Regions from separate parts of the Mus musculus genome. Here region 1 is linked to region 2. Evidence: chromatin loops called from intact Hi-C (ENCODE). Cell type or tissue: left cerebral cortex. All regions are shown on one strand. Links, peaks and the distances in the headings refer to the core of each region. The heading gives the core; the rest is flanking DNA. Region 1 holds the start of Slc38a1 (solute carrier family 38, member 1). Region 2 holds the start of Scaf11 (SR-related CTD-associated factor 11).

The links. Hi-C counts contacts between places; a loop is a spot of excess contacts. Peaks named below come from ENCODE experiments on the same cell type or tissue, not always from the same donor. Only the 100,000 strongest peaks of a DNase experiment are listed, where the experiment ranks them.
Region 1: a loop joins it to region 2, with 3 times the contacts of the local background. A loop is called at or near these places in 2 of 42 quality-filtered maps.

Annotation. Positions count from the first base shown.
Region 1 is chr15:96,635,042-96,643,695 of GRCm38, forward strand. Slc38a1 (solute carrier family 38, member 1) reads right to left here and starts at 7,872. Exons shown (of 16, transcript NM_001166458.1): 1 at 7,450-7,872. In left cerebral cortex, for the core only: no CTCF peak of the experiment used is centred there; DNase peaks (open chromatin) are centred at 3,295, 4,814, 5,464, 5,811 and 4 more places; H3K4me3 peaks cover 3,680 bases; H3K27ac peaks cover 2,356 bases.
Region 2 is chr15:96,457,625-96,466,278 of GRCm38, forward strand. Scaf11 (SR-related CTD-associated factor 11) reads right to left here and starts at 3,219. Exons shown (of 15, transcript NM_028148.2): 1 at 2,978-3,219. It overlaps Gm41408, which reads left to right. Exons shown (of 2, transcript XM_030248866.1): 2 at 2,420-5,622. The coding sequence ends at 3,285. In left cerebral cortex, for the core only: a CTCF peak has its summit at 3,383 (motif pointing right); DNase peaks (open chromatin) are centred at 2,588, 3,445 and 3,957; H3K4me3 peaks cover 2,590 bases; H3K27ac peaks cover 2,035 bases.

The DNA of each region.
Region 1 (8,654 bases), core at 180-8,179, 180 kb after region 2:
TTCGAACTCTACTTGATCATGATCGTGTCCCTCGGCACAAAACAAGGTTTTGTATGGGTTTGTTTTATCTATAGAAAGAGTCGGGAGGGAGGAGAGGAGATCTAGCCGCTCCTTCCGGTTTAGAAATTTCCATAAATTCTTTAGGTCTCTGGCGGCTTGCTAGACCCGTTTATTTGGCTATTTGCTTGGCTATTTGCCACGGTCATCACTGCAGACTGGAAGCTGAACTTCCAATCTGGGTATCACTTTAAAGCAACCCCCTGGATCCGCCACCATGGCCTGCCTGTTTCCCTTCCTAAAGGCTGATCCTTTCGATCCTTTCCCTCCCTCCTTTACAGCTCACAGCCCTAACTCTGCCAGGCCACCTTCTCCCAACTGCAGAAAAGGATCCTTCTGGAAAACGTTTGCCTTGCGTCTATCTCTTCCAAATATGTACAGAGTGATTCCTTGATCCTAAGTGTGAATCGCTTACAGCCGCATCCCTCCCCACCTCCCCACCTGCGGAACTCTGCACACTCCTGCTGCATGGTCTGCTTGCTCCCAGGTTGCCCCTGTTAGGTCCTGTCCATACCCTCCCGACTTCCTATCCCCCCTGTGCAAACTGGAATAGGTCCTTGCTTTCTTTTCTTTTTTAAAGACTTATTTATTTATTCTATGTATATGAGTATGCTGTAACTGTCTTCAGACACACCTTAAGAAGGCGTCAGATGCCATTAGAGGGTTGTGAGCCACCATGTGGTGGCTGGGAATTGAACTCAGGACCCTGGAAGGACTCAGACATACCTGCTATGCAGATTACTCACTGGCTTGGATCAAGGATTCAGATATTCTAATGATGATGGTTTTTGTTTGTTTTTGAGGTTTTTTTTTTTTAATTGTTTTGCTGTCTGTTTTCGCAATTTCAGTTTTCTGGGGGAGCGGTATCAAGGTAACACAGACCTCATAGGCACACAGCCTAGTAGACACGCCTTAACACTGGAGATGGTGGAAGTCTTTTTAAAGCGAAGTCTGCGGACACACAGTGATCCGCACCCATACAATTTCTTCAGAAGAGAGACATAAAAATGGAGACTGTGAGTAGCAGACAGCCCTGTCCACCTTCATGAACCTGCACATAATTTCCTTTGGGATGAATCTGGATGAGGCGAGTTTGAAAAATCCATCTGAAAGCACAGCTTCGGGGAAGGTATTTTCATCATATCCTGCCACCGCGCCCAGAATGCCCCCGGAATGCTTAAGATTCTCCGTGTGGCTTCTAAAATCCAGAGAAGGCAGGGACCAAAGCTGTCTGTCTCATCAGGGAGGAGTTTTGCCCATCAGGAGATATTTGGCAAAGTCTGGAGACATTCCTGGCTACACATATGAGGGGTCACTCTAGGCCTCCAGCAGGCCTGGCTGGAATGGCGTTAAACCGGCATGGCAAAGGCAGATGAGATCTGGCTCAAAATGTCAGCATTGCTGATGGGGTGGAAACCCAGTGGCAAAGAAAGCTCATTAAGAACACACACTGGCCAGCTGGGCGTGGTGGCACATGCCTTTAATCCCAGCACTTGGGAGGCAGAGGCAGGCAGATTTCTGAGTTCGAGACCAGCCTGGTCTACAGGACTTCCAGGACAGCCAGGGCTATACAGAGAAAAACACTGTCTCGAAAAACCAAAAAAGAAAAGAAAGAGGAACACACACACCAGCAGTCACTGGGGGCATGTCGACTAGTCACTGAATTATAGAGCAGATTACATTACACTGCACCTTATCCTGCCTGTTGCATACTACGACTGTTCAAGTCTCTACATATCAACCAAGGTTCTGCTTTCAATATGTCCAGGTATATGAATATCTGTATTTACATGTTCCAACATGACATCGACTTCTTTGAGATAGAAAGTCAAAAGTCAAGTCAACATATAATCTATGTAAGAGAACAGATTCTATACTACTGTAAAATAATAATAAAGATCAACATTTGGAGTTTACTGAGCATCCATTGATATGACTCCTAATACAAATAAAACTCTCAGTAACTGAGAGTGGATTTCTAGAATCACAACAAATATAAGCAGTCAAAAGCAACTATGGACGCTCTAACGAAAAGCACAATTCTCTGCATATGCGCATCTAGTTACATTGATATTCGTGATCAAAGACCAATCTTCTACTAAAAGCAGTGGGCAGTAGTTACACTGTAGTTAACCCCGGGTTGAGCTGACAGCCAAGTCCCAAGGAAATGCCATAGGAAAATCACTAACGTAGGGGCTAACAGCCCCCTAAAGTGGCATATAAAAATGAGGTCTTTTTAACAAGAAGACCTTCAAGTACCTCAATCTGAAGAGAGAAATAAGTCCCAAAGACACATTATCATTCAAAGGTCACTTGATGACGCAGAAATGGAACAATTCCCTATCTGGGTCTCTGGGGGTTGAATGGGCAGATGTTCTCTCAAGCTCTCTCCCAGGTCTCACCCCCTCTGGCTGGTCTGTCTGCTTACAGGTCAACTTTTACCAAGCAGAGGAGCCCATGGATACATCTCAACAGCCGACTCAAGGCCAGTTCCTGCCAATCTAGCTGGACATGGGAACAGACCAGGAAACTTAAAGAAGAAAATCGGACATAAAGAGTGACCTCTGACACCATGGGTCTAGGACATAACCCAACTGTGCATACCTTAAATGCTCTCCGGAGGAGCCTAATGGAGAGCCAGCCTTAAGGTCCTACAGATTGAGAGTAAAGGCAAGATCAAGGACAGCTCGTGTGTCCGGGCAGGCTAGACAGATTAGCAACACAGCGCAGGCTCACAGAACTGGAGAAGACAGGATTTAGTCAGGTCCCTCCAACCAGCAAAAGGAACAAGCCAATCTTTAGGGTTTTGTTTCGTTTGAAATAGGGTCTTACAGCGTAGCCTTGGCTTGTTCCCTATAGACCCACTCTATAGGCCAGGCTTGACAGAGATCCTCCTGTTTCTTCCTCTAGAGTCCTGGGACTAAAGGCATGCGCTACCACACCCACCGACATTTTGTAAGGAGCGCTGGAAATCCGTATGTGAAGTGACATCCTAATTTTTATCCAGAAATTAACTCCAAATAATCTTAAAAGGAAAAATGTAACTCACACAAAATATCCCCATAAGCTTACTCAGGCCTTGCTCACCAGTCTGCACTCACAACAGGAACTATGACAACTTAAGGCTCCTTTTCCTCAGCTCCGCCCCCTCCCATCAGCCCCTTTCTTCCTCCCTCCTCAGGCCACAGCCTATCCGGTCCCTTTTCCTTTACAGCCTCCTTCGTCATTGCCAGAGATGGAAACTGAGATCCTCACGTTATTTCTTCTCGTGATCTGGCTGTCTCACTGGAAGGGCCTCCCAGCCTGGGAAAATACAGGCCACACGTTGTAACCTGAGGCTAGGGCCCCATGATGTCACCAGCTGGATGGTTAGTAAAATCGAAGGGAAAAGTCAGTGAAGCTCACAGCCTCACGTGGCTAAGATGTCACCAGGCAACCCGTAGACATCCTCATTTAAGCTGATGCTCGGTTTGTGGGCTTTGCTTTTAAGTCTAAACTACTACAGAATCACCCGGTACGGTTTTGTTTGCTTGGTTTTTTTTTTTGTTTTGTTTTTTTTTTTTTTTTTTTTTTTGCTTTCTTTTCATTCTCTTGTCTGCTCTGCCTGAATCTTTGGAGATGGAATCTGTAAATTAGTAGATTTCCAAAGGCACAGGTTGAGTCTGCTGTGGAGCCAGGCTGAGAAACACTTCAAACAAACAAACAAACAAACAAACAACCCTTTTCCAAGCCTGTCCTTGGCAGTGATCTTGGATGGCAATGTCCCAAATAGCCCTGACTTGTTCAAAGAGTCTCCCAGATGGTTCTCATTGCACAACTGTGGATGGAGACAGTGAGGCCTCAACCTGTCCCCTGAGTTGCCCACGGTTTTAGGCAACCTCTCTGGAAGTGAGTCTCTCCAACCCCACTCCCCATTGCCACACGGGCTTCTATGAATCTAAACTCCTCTGCCATTTAGGAGTAGCTGGAAACCCATGATTGGCAGAAAACCAGTAACCAAGCCATCAAATTGTACAGATGAGAGTGAATACCTTACATCAACCGCCATCTTAATGAAATCTCTGGAATAACTTAATAACCACCATGGGTGTTGTTCTCATTTGATAAATGAAATTCTGAAGCTCAGAGACATTCAACAATTTGCTGCAAGTTCCCAAGGCCATTAAGTCGCAGCCTGGTATGCAGATCTGAGCTAACGGCGAGGCCTTACCATCTCTGCTCCACCACCTGGTGTGGCACCCAGAGTGGGGGAAAAAAACTGTATAAAAAGGAAGGTGGTCACTAAGCACTTGTAAGAACCAGAAAAATAGCACCCTGACCAGGTTGTCACAAAATACAAGATTTCAGTAGGCATTCTACTCTGGAAGCCACATAGCCACTGGGGCAGAAAAATACCTGGGACCAAGGGGAATTTGCAGTGTGTCCTGGGAGAAAGACAATGTCACTTGGGAGAGAGAGAAAGAGGTGAGGATTCGCCATAAATGAGAAAAGAATCCGGGCTATTTCTAAGCAAGTGGGAACTCAGTGCGGAGTGAGGACCTTACAAAACATGGACTGTTTTAAAATCAGGATACAATGTTAAACTTGTGGAAGTGCCCAGGCTGAGCTACAGGAGCCGCGTTTAGCCTAGAAGAGAAAGACTGAGCGGCTATGACACCACCTAAGCTGACTCCCTGGCACGCTTGCATCTGCCTCCCACATCCGTAGACACTTCAAGGGACTTCCCAGCCCATAGCTCCTGATTCTCAACAATCCACCTGATGGGTTTGCACATTTGGGGACGCAGACAAAAGGACAAACAAGGGACATTTTCAATGCCCTACCATTGCTCAAAAGGAGAGGCCATGGTAAGCGAGAAAAGCAGAGCAGACAGACTGCAGTGTTTCAACCGTGAGGGAAGAGGACCAATCATGGAACAGAGAAAAGAGTTGCCCCTCAGAAAGGGGTTGGGCGAGCTACCTTGCCAAGGTCACAATCCAGCAAGAATTTATTAAGCAATTCCCATATCCCTGGCATTAGAGGACCAAAAAAAAAAAAAAAAAAAAATAGTGGACATGGTAGCAGATGCCAGGCCTCTTAAGTCCGCTGCTTTCTCAGTGTAACCCTCAGTCCATGAAACAAGGTAAAAAATGTTCAGAAGCAGCAAAAAACTTTAAAGACTGGAAAGTACCTTTCAATCTACTTAACGTATCTGCTGGATTACAGGCAGCCCAGGGTGCAGTAAGCACTATTTCTTCTGAAAATCTCCCCCTAATTACTCCCATAGACAATTATTTCTCCTCATTAAGAAAGGAAGACACGCCACCCCTCACACAACCTCTCCTAATGGGTCGCCTATCACAAGGATCCTCCAGGTTCACATGACTCTGTCTCATGTCTTCCCAACCTGAACACCTGGCATTTCTGTTTGCGTTCATCCATAGTCTGTTTCCTGTTGAAATGGACATTACACAGGAGCCGGAACTTGATCTGATTAGTTGCTGCCTGCTACACAGCATCCCTAATTATTCAACACCTGTTCTTTAAAAAAAAAAAAAAAATCCCTATTAAGATCAAAACCGCAATCAAACTAGGCCGCATTTCCGTTGCTTTCAGCCACTCACTGAGAACTAAGTAACCCAACAGCAGAGTCATTTAAGTCATTTTAAGACAGAGGTTAGGCGGCCATACCAGACCCGTGCAGTGGCGGGACTTGCCAGTTTCCTATAGGGTGAGTTATTTGACAATGAGGCCAGCCAGCTCAGGTTTTATTTCCGTTGTCCTTCTGACGTCAGAAAAAGCACGAGTTGCAGCACTGTTTCTTGTATCAAGGTGACAAATTACAGCCTTGCTAGACCCGCGTTTTGCAAACCATACAATTACCGCCCCCCCCCCACACACACACACTCCATTGTATTCTTTTTAAGTTACAAAAAACAAAAAACCGCGGAGGTGTTAAATCTTGCAAACGCGTACCGTTTTCTAGCAGTGGGTCCTTTCCTCTCTTCCACGTACGACACCGTCTAAACGTCTGAGACAAGTACGCGATCCCCAAGCCAGTGTGCTTCCCACCGATGGAACAGGCTGGTGAGAACCCGGGTCCACGCCGCAGAGCGAGACACAAAGGGCTGGAGTAAGCGCCACCTTCCTCGGCCCGAGGCAGCTTGTGAAAGGCAGTTCGCGGCGTGACGCGCTTACCGCGAAATTCCTTTTGCCGCCATATGCACTCGAGTCTAGTGCGAGCACAGTTGGGCCGAAACCCAGCGGCGGGCGATGCACCGGGATCCGCGCGCTGTTCGCGAGGGTGCGGAGCAGTCCCGCACCCGGAGCCGGGCTGTCGCGGGGGTTGGGAGAGATGAAGACGGGCTACAAGAGATCTCCGCGCGTTTTCCTCCTCGCGTGGAGCGGACCAGTTTATAAGCGTTTTGCCGCAACGTTTGGGGCCAGGTGCGGGGGAGGGGAGACCAGGGCGCAAGGGTCCTGCGCAAGCAGTGGCCTTTTGTTCTCCCGCCCCACCGGACCAGGCTCTAGAGGAAGTAGCCTATCACTGGCTCTTCATTCGGGAGAGAGCCTCCAGAGAGGGAGAGGAAAGTGAGTCACTGCCAGCATCATCCCACTAACCGGAACGGAGACAGGGGCCGAGCCCGTGGAGGTGCAGCCAACGTGCACCTGTTTACCGCGCTGGGGAGCCGGTCTCCGAGGCTCCGCTGCCGGCCAGTCCCAAGATGCAGACTGATTCACTCCTCGGTGTACCTTATGCCCCTTACATCGCATGCTTGGTTCCTAATTCGCGAAAGTGACACCAGATCTGGTGGCACACTCCATCACCATAAAACCAGGTCTACAAAGTAAGGTACTGTACGCCACGGCGGTATCTGGAGTCCCTGCGTTCAGGGAAGGGCACCGGACTCCTGCCTTCTAGAAAGGCGCCGCGACGCTCTGCCCGTGTCCACGAGACATGGAGGCTGTCTGAGTTACCTCCTTCCCTTCCTGTTCAAACTCCCCTTCCCTCCAAGTCGCCGCTCCCTCTGCCCTCCAAAAGCACCTTACCTCGAGAAATAAAGGGAAAGGCGCCACCAAAGTGTCCGCCCTTCCAGGCCGTCCCCGGCAGTTAGATGTCCTTTTTTGTGTCAAGGACTAGCTAGGGAAAGGTGGCCCCAGGTCTGTAAGACTGGGCGGGGAGGATCCGCGTGGCGGGTTTCGGAGGAAGGTAAAAGGCCGGGTTACCGGCGACCTTCAGGAAGAGTGGCGTGGCCACAGCTCTCCTCCTCCTCCTCCTTTTCCACCACCACCTCCTCCTCCTCCTCCTCCTCCTCCTCCTCCTCCTCCTCCTCCTCCTCCTCCTCCTCCTCCTCCTCCCAGGGCTGGTTGCATCAGTTTCCCCCCACCCACACTCTGCCCGCCAGCACTTACATTCACACGCCCGGCGCGGAGGGGCTCCAACCTGACTCATTGGCTCCTGCGAGGCGCGTCGCCCTTTCTCTTCGGCAGTTTGGGGACGGGAGCGCGGCCTTTCAGACCATCATCCCTCCATGCCCGCGCGCCGGCGGAGTTGAGCTGTGTGCGGTAGAGCAGTGCGGGTCACATGCCGCTGGTCGCCGCGCCTTCTTGCTCCTCTTCCCCCCTGGGCTACCAGACCGCAAGGCGACCGCGGCTGGCGGACACCGAGCATCCAGGAAGGGCAGTGCGAGCGGATGCGCGAACAACGCGCTGGTGGTACCCGAGCATACGGAGGCTGCGGGCCTCCCGGCACCTGCCTGCGCCCTCCCGGGGCCTCAGCTGGGGCCACAGCTGCCGCACCCGCACCCTCGGGGTTGGAGGTGGAGCGGCTCACTCGCCCAGGCGGTGGCAGGGGGCCGTCTCTTGGGGTACGCCAGGGCCTCACCGAACGGAGTTGCATTGTGGGAAGGGAGCAGCGTGAGGGTAGCCCCGCGACCCAGGGGCGGTGGTGGACTACGGGACGCGCGGGGACACCTTTGGAAACCTGGACACCTACAGTCCCGCCCCCCCCCCCCCCAGAGCAGCTCTGGGGACCCCTTGGGACTCAGAGTGTGACAATAACCCAAGGGGTCTGCACCAATAGCCCTGCTGCCCCGGCCACGTGACTCTACCCTTGCTGGGCCTGGAAAAAGGAACAGGCTGAAAGCCATATCCGCCTCGGGTTACTTCTCCTGCCCCACTCTTTGTCTGAAGTGCAGCCCCTTAACTGACTGGCTGGCACAGTCGCTTCTCCTTAAAATGGCGACAGGAAATCCCACCTACACACCAGCCAATGAGACCACCACCACCACGGAGTCTGCCGCGTGGAAGCCTGAGTCCCTCTCATCCGGATGGCTCCTGTTTTGGGTCCGGCCGGAGATTCATCAGCCTGACCACTAATAAATTTTAACCAAGAGGATTTTATTCAGACACTGACGCCGAGATGGAATTCCGAATGTAGCACCCAGACACCTCAGCCAAGGGTTTACAAAGGCAAAGAATACAAAGCTTCAATCTGTTCTCTTGCAAGCTTGTTTACAGAAGCAGAACCAGCAGTTAAAAAAAAAACCATAATAATAATAATAATAAAGATTAACCCCTAGTAGCGCTTAACATTTGGAGGTCGAAATTTGCTTTAA
Region 2 (8,654 bases), core at 199-8,198:
AAGCCATTTGGGAAGGTAAGTAACACAAGCTAATACAAAAGGTTCATTCTGGCTTAAGAGTGTTAAAGACTGTGGGTTAACAAAGATAAATGGTGTTGTCATGTTTGTCTTATTAGGAAGTTATTTTCCAAGCAAGAGAGGATGGTGTTTTAAAATTCTCACACTGAAATTTTATTGTGTCATAACTTTAATTTCTAAAAAGGGACAAGTCAAAGGTAATTCTTAGGAATAAAATTCAAAATATATTTTTCAATTAATGTATTACTATTGTGCTAGGGGTAGGGGTGTACAACATGGCACACATACTGAGGCCAGAGAACAACTTCCATCTTTGTATGAGTTCCAGAGATTGGACGCTCAGGTGGCCTTTACCCAGTGAACCATCTCAGGCCCACAAAAGCCCCTACTACTAGACCATGGTACTGGCTATTTTACCTCTAGACTCTTCCGCTTACTACAGTCACCACTGCCCAGATGTGAAACAAAGTGCAAGGTGAGGAACAGAATTTTAAGAATTTGGGTTTGGAGACTAGAAAGATGGCTCAGCAGTTAAGAACACTTGCTGCTCTTTGAGAAAATCAGGACTCAGTTCCCAATACCTACGTCTCGTGGTTCACAACTGTCGGCTACTCTAGCTCCAGGAGATCACACACCTTTTTCTGGCCTCCAAGGATAAATATAAGTAAATAAACAAGGTAAATGTTTAAAAAACAAATGACCTGGGTTTTAAAGCTAGTACAACTGTAATTCCCAGCACTTGCGAGACAGAGGCAGGAGGATCACAAGTTCAAGGCCACCATGAGCTATCTGATGTATAAAACTCATCTGGCCTGGCAGCGGTGGTGCACACCTTTGATTCCAGAACTTGGGAGGCAGAGGCAGGTGGACTTCTGAGTTCGAGGCCAGCCTGTTCTACACCTCATCTGTTTTTCAGTAGACAAGGTAAGACAAAACACCACTTACATCCCTAAAAGACAAGAGCAGAAGCTGGGAAGCACAGTGCACATTATTTTATAACTAGCTTGTGTTACTTTGAGGCACACTGCCCTCTTAGAATGGTGGTTTACAACTATCTTGCATTAAAGTACCTAAAATGTGCAGGCTGATGGGTAGTTACCATTATACTTCATTACTAAAGGTATATGTCAGGGATGACAGCAGGTTAGGTAAGTTTTCATGAAAACCGCTCGTAAACTATCCGTGCTCCAGGAAGATGGGAAAATTGGGAATACCCAATAGAAGGCCCAGAACCACGTGAGGGACTTCCAGGAAGAAAACTCTTAAAAGTTTTCTCTTAAAAATTAAGTAATTTACACTTTCTTTTGTATTTTTCTCCTTTGTCATGTTGAAGGCTGCCTTTGCAGTATATTTACAGAAGGGCAAAGAAAAAACTATTAGCTAAAGTGAAGCTACAGTAGGAACTGCTAATCTTTGAAACTCTGACCACAAGAGGGGCAATGGTGGCACACACCTTTAATCCCAACACTCTAGAGGCAGAGGCAGGCGGATTTCTGAGTCTGAGGCCAGCCTGATCTACAGAGCGGATCCAGGATGGATAGGGCTACACAGAGAAACCCTGTCTTGATAAACAATGAAGAAGAAGAAGAAGAAAAAAATGACTGCATAAACAAAACGCAAATTAATTCATATCTAAAGATATTTTCAATTTTTCTTTTTTGTCTATTTGGGCAAAAAATAAAAAATAAACCAACAATAACAACAAGAAAACTACTTTTTCCTTCTGTTTTAAATAATAATAAAATGGTTAAGCCAAGTGCCAAAGCAGAGGGGGAGGTGGGGGTGGAAACATGGTGTGGAGAGACAGAATTACCCAATAAAATTTTATTAAAAATACCGGTTAAATGAAAGGGCTAAGAATCTATTGCCTTCACTGTTGTGGGGCTGCGGCAAATAAATCATACATGAGTTATCTTTTCCTTGAAAAATGAAAAAAAACGTACTTATTGATATACTTTCCCCAAAATTCAGAGAAAACTGCCCAAACTGGGGGAAATTTGAATACTACCATATCTTAGTCAAGGCATACTAAAAAACTTTCTCGTCAGTTTTCGTTAGTTCGCTGCTAGTATATAAGGATGGTAGCCAAAATGTAATCCAAAATGAATGAGAAGCAGCCGCGGTTTTACGTAGTACGATCAGCATGTAAAACTTGCATTCTGTATTGTTTACTACCTCACACACGCAGATGATTAGCCGGACTACCGGAATACGATACTGTACAGATCAACGCATGGGGAGTGTAGGTCACCATTTCAATCTGGGACTGTTGCCCTCAATTGCAACCAGGTGTCTTTTAAATTAAATTCTTCGAGATCCGTGCGGAAGACGAGCGTGCATTGGCCAATCTTCTAATCGGTACTCAGTCCCCGGCTCTAAGGCGGGGTTGAGCGGGGCTGAGTTTCGATCTCCCGGCCGGTTGGACCGCGGGCAGCCCGGGCAGCGGGTTTTAAAAACGACGGCGGGGGTGGGGAGGCGGCCGCCGAGGGAGGGAGGGAGAGGCCGAGGCCAGGCGCCGGCCAGCGCTTCCTCGTTCAGGCGCCGGGGAGGTCACAGCCTAGTGAAGTTTGGTTTCACAAGCGGGACCCGGAGGCTCGGGGACGAACGCGAACTCCACGGGAAAGCGGGCCAGCCTGGGAGCGCCCGGAAGCACGGCCGACACGTTCCCACTGCGGGTGGGGGAGCTGCGGGCCGGGCCTGGAGCCCCTTCCTGCCTCGGCCGAGGCCCCGCAGCCCGCGCCGCCCCGCTCTGCTCCTAGGCCCCGCGCGCGCCCAAACTGGACCTCCGCCCCGCGCCGCCCGGGGCCGCGGCTCCCAACTTTGCTCGCAGCGAAAGACACCGCCCGAGCCGCGCGCGAGCCCCAAACTTTGCCCGCCCGCCCGGCCCGCGCCCCCGCCGCGCCGCGCTGCGCTGCGCCCCGGGGCGCCTCGTCCGCTCTCTCCGGCCCGCCGTGTTTACCTGAGGCCGAGGTCCCGCGGCCGCGCCGGCGCAGGAGGCCCGGTCTCCGTCAGTCCGCCGCTAAGTTCTGCACCATGGACTCCTCCGGCCGCTCGGAAGCGCGCGCGGCCCGCGGGCTGGCTCGGACGGCCGGGTCGGGAGCACGCAGGCAGCCACGCAGCAGGAGACCCGGGCAGGCGGCGCTAGCTCCGCGCCGCTTGCGCCACCGCCGCTCCCCTCCCCCGCCGTGTCTGGCGGCTCCCTCCCTTTCTCCCTCCCTCCTTCCGCGGGGCTCAGCCGCGCCGCCACAGGTCGGCGCACTGTGGTGACGACGCGGGCGGGCGGGCGGGCGGGCGGCTGGACCCGCCGCACGCTACCTGCTCGCGGGCGCTGCCGTACTCCCCCGGACCTCCAGGGGGCGCCCGCGAGCCGCGACGGACGGACGGACGTGGTGGGCGGGGCACGCCGCCCGGCTGGAGAGCGGGAGCTCCGGCGTCTGCGAGTGGCCGGGGCTTCTGGGAAACATTCTTCTTGCCCCGCCCTCTTGCCGCTCGGAGCGCTACGCGCACGCGCCGTGCTCAGTCCTCGCTCCACCCCTTTCCCCCTCATCCCCACCCCCGCCCCTGCGCCCTGGCCGCGCTCTCTCTGGTCGTGGCCTTTCCTGGCAGGCTCCGTGGGCGACAATAAAGATGTTTTGGAGAGACTGCAGTCCCGAGAAGAACTCGTGCGTAGTTGGCACGGATGAAGTACTCCGCCCGCTGCACGTGCGCGGCGGCCTGCCAGCCCGGGACACACTCCCACGCCCTAAGCCCGCGTCCCCGAGGCTAGCCGAGCCTGGCTGGCTTTAAGTGCTTCCACTTTCAGTCACTCTGCGATGTCCTCCTGCCCTGCAGCGCCCTCGGATCTTTTGTTTCACCTCGGAGGTGTCTTTACAGGCTTTTCGTCAGGCGCTGGCTTTTTCACCCCCTGCTCCACGCTCTAGCTTTTCCTAGTTGTCCTCTTGCAATCCACGCTGTCGCCTGGCCACCCCAACCCAGGCTGTTCCCTCCCTACCTCCAGCCCAGCAGCGTCCCCTGCCCTCCTCTCTGATCCTGTCGCTTCCCTGGCATCTTCATCCTGTGCTACTTGGCTGTTCAGTGCCCGTCACGTCACACCGAAGTTTGGGATGATGTCTCGTTAAGCTCTTCACAGAGCCGAGCACCAGCAAGGGACTGGGTAAATAACCGCTTAGGAATGCAATGAATGGCAGCCTTGTCTCTCCCAGTGTCAGTGAGCTATCTTCATAGGTTTGGAAATGTGGTGTTCCTGTGTGCAAGTATTTCGCAGTGATTTAGAGGTGTTAAAATACTTTGTTCTGATGAAACAAGACTTTCTGAGGGACCTTTCTCTTGTAATGACGACGAATGAAGCTGGTGATTAAGAAAACCTAAAAACCTGTTGAAACTGTTGTGTGACAGAATCAAGTCAAAGGCACTGTTAACCATCCTGCAGAGATAAAGTTTAGCTTTCCTGTGTACACTCGGGGTCCAGAATTCACCCTAGAGAATTTTATCAGTAAGAGCAATTCCCGGTGAAGATGTGATATTCTTTTGTATGTATTTTATTTTGTTTTTAATGCAGAGTCTCACTGTGCAGACCGATCCTCAAACTCCACATCTCCTACTTCAAATTTATTGCTCTACCTTTTGTGTTCGCAACATTTAAAATTCACTCTGTAGCCATCGTGCTGGGTAACAGAGCACGAGAAAAGGCTCCTCCTGCCTAACTGCCCTTTGACCACCTCCCGCCCCCATCCACCTCCCCCTCCACACACACAATACTTACCTAACAGAAACGAAGGTGCATTGTAATATAGGCTGTTTCTTGTTCCCCAAGAGAGAGACCCTGCCTATTTCTATATATGGTGTTCTCCTCTTTACTGTGTTTGCATGATAAGAATGTGTTTTGTTTCCTTTTTTTTTTTTTAAATTTATCAGAGAGGGTAAATATAAAACAGATGGATAATGTCGATGGCATACCTGTTAATACTTTAGACTCATTTATAATCATAAACAAGTGAGGGCTAGGGAGGTGGCTCATTAAGTGCTTACCACACAAGCATGAGGACCTGAGGTTGACTCCCCAGAACCCACAGAAAGTTGGGCACCATAGCAGGCATCCGTAATTCCAGGGCTTTCACGGAGAGACAACAGGAGAGACCTCTGAAGCTAGCCTGCTGTCAGAGACAACAGACCCTACCTGTAGAGTGTAGAAGGCAAGAATTGATACCCAAGGTTGTCCTCTGACCCCACTTGTGCACTGTGGGACACACACTTTCACGAGTACACCACAACAGAGAAGTACCCCATGAACAAACATGTACATACAGAGAGCATTTTAGTTTATTTTTTATGTATATGGGTATTTTGCTTACATGTATGTCTGCACCACATTCTTGCAGTGCCCATGGAGGCCAGAAGAGGAAGACAAGGTGTCTGGGGCTGGACTTCCAGGTGGAGTTATGAACCAGGTTGTTGTTGCTGATACTCAAACCTAGCTCATCTGGAAGAGAAATGCTAATAACTGACCTGAACTATCTCTCCAGTCTCCCTCCCCCTCCCCCCCAAAAGAGATTTGCTAAGATCTACAAATGGTGCACATAAAAATACCTTCATTGAAATTCTCAATTGTGTTGCAGTTTCTCGGGCAACCATCCTTTCACAGTGTGATAGAAACCCATAGCATTGAAAAACCAAAAACAAACAAACAAACCCATAGCAGCAGCTTTGAAAATGAAAGGTGATCGGTCAATGTATACATTTTTATGGGTTCATCAGAAATAATTGCTATAATCTGTCTTTTATGAATGTAACACAAAACAAAATTCACATTAAGAGAAGAAGAAAAAAGAAATCATGGAATAAAGACCTTGGGTTACTTAACCCCTTGGCAGTTTTAAACAAATAACCCCGTGTTTTATCTTCGATTTTTATATAACAGGAGGTTTTCAATTTAATCTGTATAGTGTGTTTATGTCAATAAAAATTTACAAATTCAAAAGGTATGCAGTTAAGACTCATGGACAAAATGTGGTCAAATATGCAATGTCCATATAACGAATGGAAACTAAATGCTATAAGGAAAAGTTACAGGAACTTTCACAAAATAATATAGCTTTATTAAAACCAATATTCCACTCAAGAAAGATGAACCTCCAGATACAGTCTCTTAACACTAATCAGCGTAACCAAATACAGACAGAGTCAGTGGTGTGCCCGCATTGGTGTGCACAGGGGTTAGCATTCTGCATTGTAAGTCAATAAAGCAAGCCCTCCTAGCTCCAGCCCCAGCCACTGGGAAGTACACATAAATGATTGTACACTCTGCAATAATACCCTAGCTGTGAACTTTGAATCACGTGGTAAATTGCCATCCGCGTGGGTGACACCAGAACCCCGCAGCCCTAGCACCAAATTCAGTGCTGTTCAATCTTGGCATCAGCTGTTCTCACCGAACAAATACTGTGGCCGACCACTGCTGACGTGATCAAGCCCGTATCATTTTACCCATGTTACCACCTGTCCAAGGTCCATCACCTTCGAGAAAAGCTCTTGCGCGCGCCAGACTTGACCAGCAAGAACGACGCTGCAACAGGATCCTTCTGCACACGTTTATTGGGAGAGCTTGATTGCAGAGGCGAAAAGACCCCGAGCCCAGAACTGATGCTGTTTATATAGGCCTAGGAGAGGCTTGTCTCACACCCGGATTGGTTATGCACTATGCCTCATTTGCATGTTCCTCATCTGATTAGCTACTCTCTCTCTCTGTACCTCACAGAGCCTCATTATCATACCTCATTTGCATGTCTCACATCTGATTGGTTATACTCTCAAAGCCTCATTATCATGCCCGGGCCAGGCAGTGTCTTTGCAAAAAACTTTACTGCATATGTACACATTGGTTGTTTGTCCAAACTTATGCGTGGTGGCCAGCAGTAGTCAGTGCCACTCTGCAACGGCACATGTGGCTTCCCACAAAAAGCTGTACTCTCCTTGATGTCACACCCTCTGGCAGAGGCTGGCTATAACTGGGTTTATCGCTAACAGTTGTCAAACAGCAGGGCAGAGACACCTTCAAAGGCGAGCAAGGCCAGTTTGCTACGTCAAATGTCTTGGTTACCCTGAGGATGTAACAACCAATGCTCCACTGGTAGTGACAGACTACTGAACTACAGACAGCGAGTTTGGTGTGGGAAGGAAATCTTGGCTGCAGGCAGATACTTCTGTCCTCAGAGGCAAAGTTTTTCAGCATTGGTCATTGATTTCTTTCTCAACTAGACAAATTTTAATCATCTTTTCCACACTCCAGGAGATATAGATGCTCTAGATAATGCAAGAGAGATTTGATGACGCCTCCACAAAACTACCTTGGTCATCCAGTCCATTTGCCAAGTTTGCATAGTCACTCACCTAGAGAGGCAGTTCGTCATTGCAGTCCATGTTAAACATTGCCTCCCATCCACCCTAATGTGTCCCTTGAAGCGCTGGGTCCTTCCCAGAATTCCATCTCAGCAGGCCAGTGTTCTCCACGGCTGCCTAACGGAAGCTTCTGCCCATCAGATTTCACGGCTACCCAACTGTGGCTCTGGATGCCGTAATTAAGTTAACTGTGCTTCCACCTCAGGGCGTGGCAGACAGGTCACGTGACCATGTGCCGGAGAAGTCCACCTCTGTGTCCAGTTAATGATAAGATTTCCAAGGCTTTGCATCCTCCAGCTACTTCATTCTCAGAATAGCCCTCAGATAAACCTCTTCCAGGACAAAACGTCCTGAATGAAATCCCCTTCCACGAAAATGTCTACATGCAGTCTGCCCGGCCTCCACTGTTTAGAGACAAGACAGCACTTGTGCAGGATCTGAGGATTGAGACATTGTAACACATAAAAACTGAACTCCGAGGGAAGGAGTTTAAGGATAGCATCCTGTTACGGCAGAAGATGCCTGGGCTGTTTGGCCCCACTCAGACAAGTCCCGTGATCCAGAGTTTCATTTTTCTGCGAATCTGGGAAAGAAATGTAACGGAAATAATACCAAGTCATGTCTCAAAGTCCTTTCTTTCCATAAGTTTATAAAAATATTTACCTAAGGGAGCCTGACAGTGACTTAAGTCACTCCTAGTCACGGTATCTGCGACTGCAGACACTACACCTGGTCTACAGTCTCACAGGAGCAAGAGAGATGATAGTTGGCCTGTTTGTGTGTTATTTTTTAATTTATTAAACATTTTGATGCATGTGTAGAACACATTCTGGTCACGATTATCACTCCTGCTGGACTTGCATTGTCCCTCACCTCCTGTTTCCAAGCCCCTACCCCACTTCACGGCGTTTTTTGTTTTGTTTTGTTTTGTTTTGTTTTTCTCTTTGTGACCCACTGGGTTTAAACAGGGCCATTCGCATGGACATAGGTTTAATGTTCTCCACAAAGCTAATCCTCTCGCTAGTGATTACATCACTGAAGACAATGGCTTTCTCTTTTCCAGTAGCCTCCCACCGCCATTCGCTTCTCAAAGCTCAGTCTTGTGCAGGATCTATGCGAGCAACCATAGCTGTTGGGAATTCATGCGTACCATGTGCGTATGTGAACACCTAGCACTTACATTCTTTCTGCCCCTGCATCCACAGTGTTCACTAAACCATGGAGGGGGTGATATGGCTTAT